Regions from separate parts of the Homo sapiens genome. Here all the other regions are linked to region 2. Evidence: chromatin contacts called from ENCODE Hi-C or POLR2A ChIA-PET data. All regions are on one chromosome and are shown on one strand. Each heading gives the region's core, a stretch centred on a gene start or an enhancer-like site at or near the end of the contact. The rest is flanking DNA. Distances are from core to core; before and after follow the strand shown.

Region 1 (3,630 bases), core at 159-2,658, 49 kb after region 2:
GCGTGGACTAGGAGATGGGGGGGGTGTGGGGCATAAAGGTTTAGTTCATTATTCTTCAGTGTTTATTTTTTTTCTGGAGACAGGGTCTTGCTCTGTCACCTAGGCTGGAGTGCAGTGGTGCAAATTCAGTTCACTGCAACTTCCGCCTCACGGGTTTAAGCAATCCTCCAGCCTCAACCTCCCGAGTAGCTGAGACCACAGGTGCACGCCACCACACCAGGCTAATTTTTGTATTTTATTGTAGAGATGGGGTTTTTCCATGTTGCCCAGGCTGGTCTCAAACTCCTGGGCTCATGCGAACCACCCGCCTCGGTGTCTCAAAGTGCTGGGATTATAGGCGTGAGTCACTGTGCCCGGCCCAGTGTTGATTGCTTTAATCCAATGTGTCACTATATTGCTTGTGCGGTTTAAAAATAAAAAAAATTGTACTGCAGCAAATCGATTTGGTTATTCTGTAGTAGTCACATCGTAACAAGTTCCTTATGGGCCAGCAGTGTATAACTCTGGCTGAAAAAAAGAAACAAGTGGAATTTGGGCTGGGCGCAGTGGCTCACGCCTAGAATCCCAGTATTTTCGGAGGCCAAGGTGGGTGGATCACCCGAGGTCAGGAGTTTGAGATCAGCCTGGCCAACATGGCAAAACTCCATCTCTACTAAAAATGCAAAAATTAGCTGGGCGTGTGGCGGGCGCTTGTAATCCCAGCTACTCAGGAAGCTGAGGCAGGGGAGTTGCTTGAACCCGGGATGTGGAGGTTGCAGTGAGCGGAGAGTGCGCCACTGCACTCCAGCCTGGGCGACAGAGAGAGACTCCATCTCAAACAAACAAACAAAAAACAAGTGGAATTTTAAAACAACTACATGGGAGAAAAAAGTAGGATTTTCATGAAATCCTCCCATTTTTGCACAGCACCGAGCTGTCTGGTTTTCTGTGTCTAGAGCTTCCTAATGAAAGAGAGATAAACACATATTGAAATCAAGGGGGAGATCAAGGATGATTAAAGAGGAAGAAATGAAGATATATCACGAGGATACCACAGTAATTCCAGGGATTGAGGAAGCCAGAGTACATAACGAAGAGACGTTATGCACCCTTAGTGACGTGGGAATGAAGGTATCACTAAACAGCTGCTCAAGAAAGACCAGAAGTTCTCAAAGTGTGGTCCTGGACCAGAGGCATCACCATCACCAGAAAACTTTCTAAAAATGCAAGTTCGCAGACCCCGACCCACACCTGCTGAATCAGAAACGTGGGGGTGGGGCCCAGCAAGGCTTTAGCAAACCTTCCGGGGGATTCGGATGTGCATTCAAGCTTGAGAAACATGACTGTAGACCAGCGCTTCCCAGCACTGACTACGTACGAGTCACCCGGGAGCGTGTTAAGCAGCGCGCTCTGATTCAGCAGGAGAGGCCAAGATGCTGCCGTTCTCACCAACGCCCAGGTGAGGCTGATGCTGCCGCTTCTCAGGCCACACGTTGAATCACTTTTGAAGGAAGGTTGAGTGAGCATTCGGTGACTGCAGGGCTTCGTAAGGAAATAGTCAAGGAAAACACAAATAGCAGCATCAGTTTATCTCCATCGATATTTTAAAGGATCGGAGCAAGAAAAATGCTGCTTTTAGTGGTTTGTTGCCTGGTGTTCCACGGATGTTTCACCAACAGCAATGCCTTTGCATATCTATTACATGCTTCCTGAAAGCCCCAAGCATGACCTGTGAAGCACTCCTCTCTGCAGACGCAGAGGCTGACGCTGGCCCATAGAGCTATTTGCCTTCCAAGGTCACAGAAACCTTGGACGGATCGGGCTGGCAAAGGTCTCCTGACTACCCGGCTGGAGCTCTTTCTGCAGGCCGCTTAAGGCTGTCCTAGTCAAGCCACAGTGGGAAGTAGTGACAGAGAGCATGAGATTGACATTGCTGTGCCTCAGTCGTAAAAACCGGACCAGCTCAGTCTCCAGGCTCACTGGTGAATAATAGGAACCTTTATCATCCTTTCCGTCAGAAAGCATTTATTTAAAACCCCTTGGCTAACTCACAGGGTGAGCTGGCCTGTCACACACCATCACATGGTGTGGAAACTGGCAATTAAATTTAGCAACCCACCTCGGCAAACTCAGACTGAGATGTTTACTGGCCAGCCCAGCCCAGGGGGAGCCAGGGGCTTTCATTCCTAAATCAAGAGGTTTCCAGAAAAAGTGAAACACGGCTTGGGTGGGTTATGCTGAATTATGAGCACCTGTCCCCATCAATAACTTGGCGTCCTCAAAATGCTACTGCAGGACTCTGAGGTCCAAGAATGCCTGTCCTGTACACAGCTGAGGGACGGCTATTGGCCTCACTTGCAGGGCTGCCGCTCAGAGAGGGGGAGATGCCGAAAGGGAAGCGCTTGCTTGCTCCAAGGACAGCTTGTTTGTTTACTGACTCTGGGGACAGAGAGAGACAACATTAATCAAAGAATAGATGTCATTTCCCCTCCACACCCTGAGAAGAGTGCTGCAACTGTGGCCCGTGGTTTATCTGTAACAATGTAGGTGAGCCACTTCAGTGCATTTCCATGATGGCAAACAGCAAGGTGGGCATCCTGAGGAGTGAGTTTCCCGGTTTACAGGGGGCAATCAGAATTATGGCCTGGATGCAGTGATACAGCAATGCCTGTAGTCCAGGAAGCTGTTCTGTTATAAAGGTCTACTTTCTGGAACACCCTTGGGGCTGCAAGCTAGCAAAAGTGGAGTTTGTGTGCATCTTCCGGATCCAGCGGTGTGAGTTAGGATGTCTCAACAAGAGGGGCTGCCATTTGTCATCTTAGCCAAAGACTCAGCCAGAATCCTACTCTTTAGTGGGGCTGGGGATGTGATGGTGAGAGAGAGGTAAGAGGATGAGTCTTGCACAAGCTAGACTTGTTAGTCACAGCTTTCCCAACCCTTGACGTGCCTGGTAAATTATAGCTGCCCAAGTGCAGTGAGGGCTTGTCTTCAACGTGGGCCCAGATCTGCTGCTGTGGGCAGAAAGGGAAGGACCCTCGCAGCCCTACAGGAAGGTACCAGATACCACTCTTCCTGTGTGTGAAAGCACCTGCTGCTCAGATTTAGATAAATGTGTTTCAGCTCAAGCACACCCACAGGAGTATCTGTTCTCCCACCTTACACAACAGCACCTGACAACAGAGAACAAAACTTGAAGTGTCGTAAACCGGGCCCTGAGGGGAGGAAAAAGGCTGGCGGATATGGGAGCTACCCCTGCTCAGAAATGAAGGGGAGTGGCTGTGTATTCTTCTGAATGTATAACCCTAGTGAATTTCCAGTAATGCTGGGTGATGATGGAAGGGCATGGAAGCCTTTAAGGCTGGTAAAACCGAGCTTGCCAAGCCAGGTTCTCACATGTGCTGTCATTAAGAGTCCTGGCAACCTGTTAGTGTCTACCCTGCCCCTTCCAGGTCCCATCTTTATCTCTGCTTTCCCTCCTTCCCTTTTTCTTTTGCTCCTTCTTCTTCTCTCTTGTTTCCTCTCCCCTTTTTAGACCTAAAAACAGTGTCTCCCTCCAGACCTTCCTTCAGTCACTGGGGCCCCTGGGCTAAGGAAATAACTGGTCCTCCATGGGGCAGAAGAAACAGGTCAGGGCCAACACTCATGTGGCCT
Region 2 (3,730 bases), core at 595-3,094:
ATCCCATTACTGGGTATATACCCAAAGGATGATAAATCATGCTGCTATAAAGACACATGCACACGTATGTTTATTGCGGCACTATTCACAATAGCAAAGACTTGGAACCAACCCAAATGTCCATCAGTGATAGACTGGATTAAGAAAATGTGGCGCATATACACCATGCCATAAAAAAGGATGAGTTCATGTCCTTTGTGGGGACATGGATGAAGCTGGAAACCATCATTCTCCGCAAACTATCACAAGGACAGAAAACCAAACACCGCATGTTCTCACTCATAAGTGGGAATTGAACAATGAGAACACTTGGACACAGGGTGGGGAACATCACACACTCGGGCCTGTCGTGGGGTGGGGGGATGGGGGAGGGATAGCATTAGGAGAAATACTTAATGTAAATGAGGAATTAATGGGTGCAGCAAAGCAACATGGCACATGTATACCTATGTAACAAACATGCACATTGTGCACATGTACCCTAGAACTTAAAGTATAATAATAATAATAAAAAAGTCAGTTTAGGATGCATAGGAAGTCTAGTACCTGAAGAAGAATATCAATAAAGGCCGGGCATGGTGGCTTACGCCTGTAATCCCAGCACTTTGGGAGGCCGAGGCGGGCGGATCATGAGGTCAGGTGATCTAGACCATCCTGGCTAACATGGTGAAACCCCATCTGTACTAAAAAATACAAAAAATTAGCTGGGCGTGGTGGTGGGCGCCTGTAGTCCCAGCTACTCGGGAGGCTGAGGCAGAAGAATGGCATGAACCCAGGAGGCAGAGCTTGCAGTGAGCCGAGATCGTGCCACAGCACTCCAGCCTGGGCGACAGAGCGAGACTCCGTCTCAAAAAAAAAAAAAAAGAATAATTATATTACTAACTTGTGAAATAATTATTTAATAAAGATTTAGTTGTAAAATGTGAAAAAAAAAAAAAAAGTAGAGACGAGGTCTCCCAATGTTGCCCAGGCTGGTCTTGAACTCCTGGGCTCAAGTGATCCTCCCATCTTGGCCTCCTAAAGTGCTGGGATTACAAGCATGACTACTGTGTGTGGCCTGATTATTTTTTTATTGTGGTAAAACATATGTAACATGCATTTTACCATCTTAACCATTTCTGAGTGTACAGCTCAGTGGCACTAAGTACATTCACCATGTTGTGCAGCCATCACCACCATCTATCTCTAGAACTTTTTCATGTTCCCAAACTGAAACTCTGTACCCATTAAACACCAACTCCCCATTCTCCCTCCCCCAGCCCCTGGCAGCCCCCATTCTACTTCCTGTCTCTGTGAGTTTACTCCTAGGGACCTCATACAAGTGGAATCATGTAGTATTTGCCCTTTTGTTTCACTGAGCATAATGTCTTCAATGTTCATCCACGTTGTGAATAATGCTGCTGTGATCATGGAGGTACAAATATCTATTCCAGTCCCTCCTTTCAATCTTGTTTATTTATTTTTGTATTTTGTTTTTATTTTTGTGGTCTGTGTCATCTTTAGCACTGAGAATTAATACTCTTTCCAGTTCCCCAGAATAGCATTTTGGGGTCCTCCTTCATTACTGTATTGCAAAAGCAAAGCAAAAAAAAAAAAAATGAGTGGAAAAATGTTTCTGACAATAAACTTGTAGAAAAAGCTATTTGCTTCCTGCTTTGAATCTTGCTATTATATCGCCCACTGGTAATTCCATTTCAGGACACGTCAAGCGGTTGGTCTTTCTGTTTACTGGCCAACATGTGGTTTGTAGGGGAGGCTGTGGAGAGCGCAGCCAGCCGCTCCGGCACGACACTGGGGCTCCTGCCAGCCCTCCCGCTCTTCTGCAACGGTCTGCCCATGTTCCACTTGAGACAGGCACCTGCCTGGCTGCATCACGCTCTGTCACTTCCTTCCCTGTATTTCAAATTGAGCTTTCAAAGCCCTAAGCAGCCGCCTGGTTGAGAAGTCATTAAAAAACAAAACAAAACAAAACAAAACAAAAAAAACAACAGCACGTACAGAACAGCTCATTTCTACGAACTCACTTTTAAAAGGTTGGCTTTATTCAGGTTTCAACCCTGACGCCTCTCAAACCCTCCCGTCTGGGTGTCTTTGTGCATTTTAGCTTTCCCTGGGCCCTACACGCCATTTGGAGGGGGTGGTCTTGCTTGCGCTTCATTACAGGAAAGTTATTCCGCATCTCCAAAGGCTTATAAATCTGCTCCCCAGATGGAAGTCTCCAGCAGAGGTTCCTGTCTTTGTGCAAGTCGCAAATTTCCCTTCAATTTCAATTCAACAAGTGAATAATCACGCGGATGAGGTAAATTGTAATACCCACCTCTCCTCTCACATTTTTTTTTTAAACTTTTAAAGTGAACACTGTTGTGAATTCTGACTTTTTTCCCCTTGGTTTATGATTAGCCAAGTCTGCAGCAGGTGATTCCTCAAGAAGAGACGGCAAGGATGAGTGGAAGGCCTTTAACCAATGTACAGCCTGGAGTAAGCAAAATGTCTCCAAGTGACAGCATATTTACTAGTAAAGGAATTTCATAACACGAGTTTTGAGTTTATTGGGGTGGTTTGTAAGAACCTAAGATTTGATTTTAAGGGAAAGTTAAGGGACAGGTACATCTGGGGCCAAAGGCCTGGGGACCTGCAGTGTGACCTTGGAGTGAAAAGGTGGGCCTCCCAAGCTGGACACGGGTACCCTCTCAGCACTGCAGACTCAGGCATTGTTGGGGCATTTAGGTCTGGTGACCTGGTGCTGTCTGACAGCAAGAGGGACCTGGAGCGTTGGACTGTCCTCTAAATCACACAGCTGTGGCTGGATTTTTCACTCTGCCTGTGCGCTGCTGCTTTGGATAACGAGTATAAAAAATGTGCAGTCCTCTTTATAACTGGTACACAATTGTCTCAGCTTTTTATGGTATTTTAAAATAATCAGAAAAGTACCACATATTGATCAAAACAATTAAACAATACAGAGCAGCATCAAGAAAACACTTAAGGCTGGGTAAGGTCCCTCACCCCTCTAATCCCAGCACTTTGGGAGGCCAAGGTATGGGATCACTTGAGGCCAGGAGTTCAAGTTCAGACTGGGCAGCATAGCAAGACGCCACCTCTACAAAAAATAAGAAAATTAGAGAAGCGTGGTGGGGAATACCTGTAGTCCCAGCTACTTAGGCTGAAGCAAGAGGATCACCTGACGGCAGGAGTTTGAGGCTGCAGTGAGCTATGATCACACCACTGCATTCCAGCCTGGGTGCAATGCAGTCTCTTTCTCTCTCAGAAAGTATTCCTTCCTTCAGGTTTCTACCCACCCCCTCCAGGCTCCATCATGGCATTGCTAATGATCCTTTGTTTTCCTTTCTGTGTATGTGTCTTCCTCCGTCGCCCAGGCTGGAGTAGTCACGCAATCTCAGCTCACTGCAACCTCCGCATCCCGAGCTCAAGCCACCAGCCTCCCTCAGCCTGCCAAGTAGCTAGGACTACAGGCACACACCACACCTGACTGATTTTTGTTGTATTTTTAGTAGAGATAGGGTTTTACCATGATGGCCAGGCTGGTCTGACTCCTGACCTCAGGTGATCCACCCGCCTTCAGCCTCCCAAAATACTGGGATTACAGGCGTTGAGCCACCGAGATTGCCTTGTTCTCCTAAGGACAAGTCATATATACACCAGACAGTTATATATTAAAAAGTGGAGCCACAGTGTGTGTAGGACCAGGTAGGCTCTTGGTCTCACTAAC
Region 3 (3,307 bases), core at 804-3,303, 33 kb before region 2:
CATCTGTTCAAGTCTCTGCTTTCAATTCCCCCGGGCGTACACCCAGAGGAGAATTGCTGAGTCCTGTGGTCATTCTCTGTTTAACTTTTTGAGAAACCCTCAAACTGGTTTCCACAGAGGCTGGGCCATTTTACATTCTCACCAACCATGATAGGCACCTTTTTAATATGTGTGGTAATTTATTGGGCACCTTCAGCTGCTCGATTAAAGCTATAGGGAAACAACAGGAACACCGTGTAAAATGTGCAATGGCCATATATAACAGGTTACGTGCCAAACAAAAATCTCTTTTCTTCAAGTTTTCTCACCAAACAGCTTTAGGTTTAGGATTCATTTTGAACTTTTTTTTTTTTTTTTTTTTAAGACAGGGTCTCACTCTGTTGCTGCTCAGGCTGGAGTGCAGTGGCACAGTCATGGCTCAGTGCAGTCTCAACTTCCTGGGCCCAAGTGATCCTCCCACCTCAGCCTCCTGAGTAGCTGAGACTATAGGCGTGCAGCACCATACCCAGCTAATTTTTGTGTATATACATTTTTCTTTTCTTTTCTTTCTTTTTTTTTTTAGAGAATGGGTTTCACTCTGTTGCCCAGACTGGTCTCAAACTCTGGGCTCAAGAGATCCTCCTGCCTCAGACTCCCAAAATGTGGGGATTACAGGAGTGAGTCACTGTGCCCACTTTGAACTCTAATACATAGAAATATTTGACCAAACAGAAACCAAACTCTCCCTGCTCTATTGAAAGTGATCTTGTAACAAATAAATTCCTTGGACCAGACTTGTGGCTTTCTGTGCAAATGTGACATAGCAGTTATATATTCAATAACAAAGTTAATTTCCTCACTTATTCCAAATGTTTGTTGAACTTATTAGGAAAAATTATTCCTTAATCTAAGTTTTTACCCTTTGCTTTGCTTTGAAATCAAATAAGTATATACTTATTATGCAAGTTAAAATTCTTATAACAAACTGTGCAGGCATCTGGAAGGTGGTATGTAAAGGTGCTCAGTAAGTGTCTGAAAATGGAACAGATTCTTTTTTTTTGAGACAGAATCTTACTCTGTCACCCAGGCTGGAGTACAGTGGCGTGATCTCGGCTCACTGTGACCACTGCCTCCCAGGTTCAAGCAATTCTCCTGCCTCAGCCTCCTGAGTGGCTGGGATTACAGGCACACACCACCACGCCCAGCTCATTTTTTTGTAGTTTTAGTAGAGACAGAGTTTTGCGATGTTAGCCAGGCTGGTCTTGAACTCCTGAGCTCAAGCCATCTGCCCGCCTCGGCCTCCCAAAGTGCTAGGATTAATAAGCATGAGCCACCTCTCCTGCCTAGGAACAGATTCTTTCTGATTAGGTTTTGGAACCAGTGGTACATCACCTCCTCTCTTCCCCTAAAGTTCTGGGGTAGAAGAAAGGGAGAATTTAGTTCCATGTGGCTGTTTTAGAGAGGTTTTTAAAGCGTGGCTGATGTTGTGCTTGCCAGTGACAAGCAGAACACTTTTTAAAAATAGATTGATTGATGGAGACAGAGTCTTGCTCTGTTGCCCAGGCTGGAGTGCAGTGACACGATCACGGCTCACTGCAGCTTTAGACTCCTGGGCTCAATGGATCCTCTTACCTCAGCCTCCTGAGTAGCTGGGACTACAGGTGCACACGACCACCCCCAGCTAATTTTTTGCAGAGTTGGGATTTTACTGTGTTGCCTAGGCTGGTCTCAAACTTCTGGACTCAGGTGATCCACCCACCTCAGCCTCCCAAATTGTTGGGATTACAGGCATGAGCCACCGCACCCAGTCAGAACGATTGTTTTTGAAGTGACCCTCTGCTTGTTTTTGAAGTGACCCTCTGCTTGGCTCCACGTGATTCTGTCACACGGCACTGACTACGTTGTATTTATCAAGGGAAGCTGAGAGGCTTAAAATAAAAGCTGATGATGCACAAGAAAGCCCTGTGCCAACTGCAATGGGCTGTGAGCAGGTGCTGTATGTTTCTCTACTAGCAGAGGTGAAGCCAGAACAAGGCTCTTGTATAGGAGCTTCCTGTTCCTGACCCTTTACTGCCCTGGCCCTCCCATGGGAGAGAACGCCACTTCCGATGATAACTTTGGCTCCACTGGTGAATCTGTCTTCAGCCTGAGGTTTCTTATTTGTCTCTTTGATAATGGTACTTAAGAAGCTACCAAGGAGGTTAGGCCCAGTCTAATTTGGGGACTAAAAGATAAGGGTTGAGGATTCTTTTGCAACTCTTTATCTACTACTATGGAACTTGGTCTCACATCAAAAAAAAAAAAAAGAAACTGGAACTAGAGGAGACTAAAATAGGTTGTGTTCCAGGATTATATGGAGCAACCTAATTTGGACTGGAAACCGTGGAGAGAAAGTTCATGACCTTGACCTGCAGAACTGTAGGCACTTCCCCTTTGGTCAATAGGCACCAACTTTGCACCATATCACATTAGGGCCATCATCCAGGAAAGATTTTTAAGTTCAAGAACTTCTAGGTAACTCTCCTGTACTTTGTATTTCAGCATCTTCTTCTTATACTCACTGGCTATGGAGACATGAATTGTGCCAAGTGGGAGGGTAGTTCCTCCTAGGGTTCTTTTTTTTTTTTTTTGAGACAGAGTCTCGCTCTGTCATCCAGGCTGGAGTGCAGTGGTGTGATCTTGGCTCACTGCAAGCTCTGCCTCCCGGGTTCAAGGGATGCTCCTGCCTCAGTCTCCCGAGTAGCTGGGATTACATGCACCCGCCATCACGCCCGGCTGATTTTTGTATTTTTAGTAGAGACGGGGTTTCATCATGTTGGCCAGGCTGGTCTCGAACTGCTGACTTTGGGTGATCTGCTCCCCTCTGCCTCCCAAAGTGCTGGGATTACAGGCATGAGACACCGCATCCGGCCTCTCCTAGGGTTCTGAGGGCTTTTTCTTTTATACAGTCTTCCCAAGAACGTGTTCTTCTGACTGACGTTCCTGTCTCCATTTCCTCACTTTTCTCAAGGCAGCACATGCACTGAGCACGGATATGTATTTTTTGTAGTTGGCTAAGAGCAATAGTTGATATTTGAAATACTCTTTTGACCTTGATATACTGACTCACCAGCTAGTTTTAATGTGTAAGCTGAAGTGAAAAACAATCGTGTCTAAAATCTATGTTCTTTGGGATACTTAGCACATGGCAGTCTTCATATATTAAATGTCACTAGTGATTATACGTTGCTTGTCACTCGTGATAGTGTAAATAAGAGAGTGTGAATCTTGGTGGGTAGACGTTATTCTCAGGTGCATTGTATAATTACTTCTGGCCTTGAACAGACGC

The links. A loop is a pair of places that touch in the nucleus more often than their neighbours do. ChIA-PET counts read pairs that join two places held with the same protein, here RNA polymerase II (POLR2A). Pooled maps may share reads with other maps.
Region 1: a loop to region 2 is called in a pooled map, with 2.3 times the contacts of the local background. The contact joins two enhancer-like sites. A Hi-C loop is called at or near these places in 1 of 168 maps with a recorded cell type or tissue (HepG2) and 1 of 50 pooled maps. POLR2A ChIA-PET finds 5 or more read pairs at or near these places in 4 of 52 experiments (H1, MCF 10A, activated CD4-positive, alpha-beta T cell and 1 more).
Region 3: a map of gastrocnemius medialis shows a loop between it and region 2 (5-fold over the local background). The contact joins two enhancer-like sites. A Hi-C loop is called at or near these places in 2 of 168 maps with a recorded cell type or tissue (IMR-90 and gastrocnemius medialis) and 2 of 50 pooled maps. POLR2A ChIA-PET finds 5 or more read pairs at or near these places in 1 of 52 experiments (OCI-LY7).

What each region holds. Positions count from the first base shown.
Region 1 is chr6:6,891,654-6,895,283 of GRCh38, reverse strand. All of the region lies in intron 2 of LINC03055 (long intergenic non-protein coding RNA 3055), which reads right to left. Among named protein-coding and RNA genes, the nearest start is that of LINC03055, 7.8 kb to the right of the region's middle. Within about 2 kb of position 1,408, at least 7 of the 41 ENCODE cell types and tissues checked have a DNase peak (open chromatin) inside an H3K27ac peak, as active enhancers do.
Region 2 is chr6:6,941,130-6,944,859 of GRCh38, reverse strand. No RefSeq gene overlaps it. Among named protein-coding and RNA genes, the nearest start is that of LINC03055, 57 kb to the right of the region's middle. Within about 2 kb of position 1,844, at least 6 of the 41 ENCODE cell types and tissues checked have a DNase peak (open chromatin) inside an H3K27ac peak, as active enhancers do; they include gastrocnemius medialis, where a contact is called at or near this core.
Region 3 is chr6:6,974,622-6,977,928 of GRCh38, reverse strand. No RefSeq gene overlaps it. Among named protein-coding and RNA genes, the nearest start is that of LINC03055, 91 kb to the right of the region's middle. Within about 2 kb of position 2,053, at least 6 of the 41 ENCODE cell types and tissues checked have a DNase peak (open chromatin) inside an H3K27ac peak, as active enhancers do; they include gastrocnemius medialis, where a contact is called at or near this core.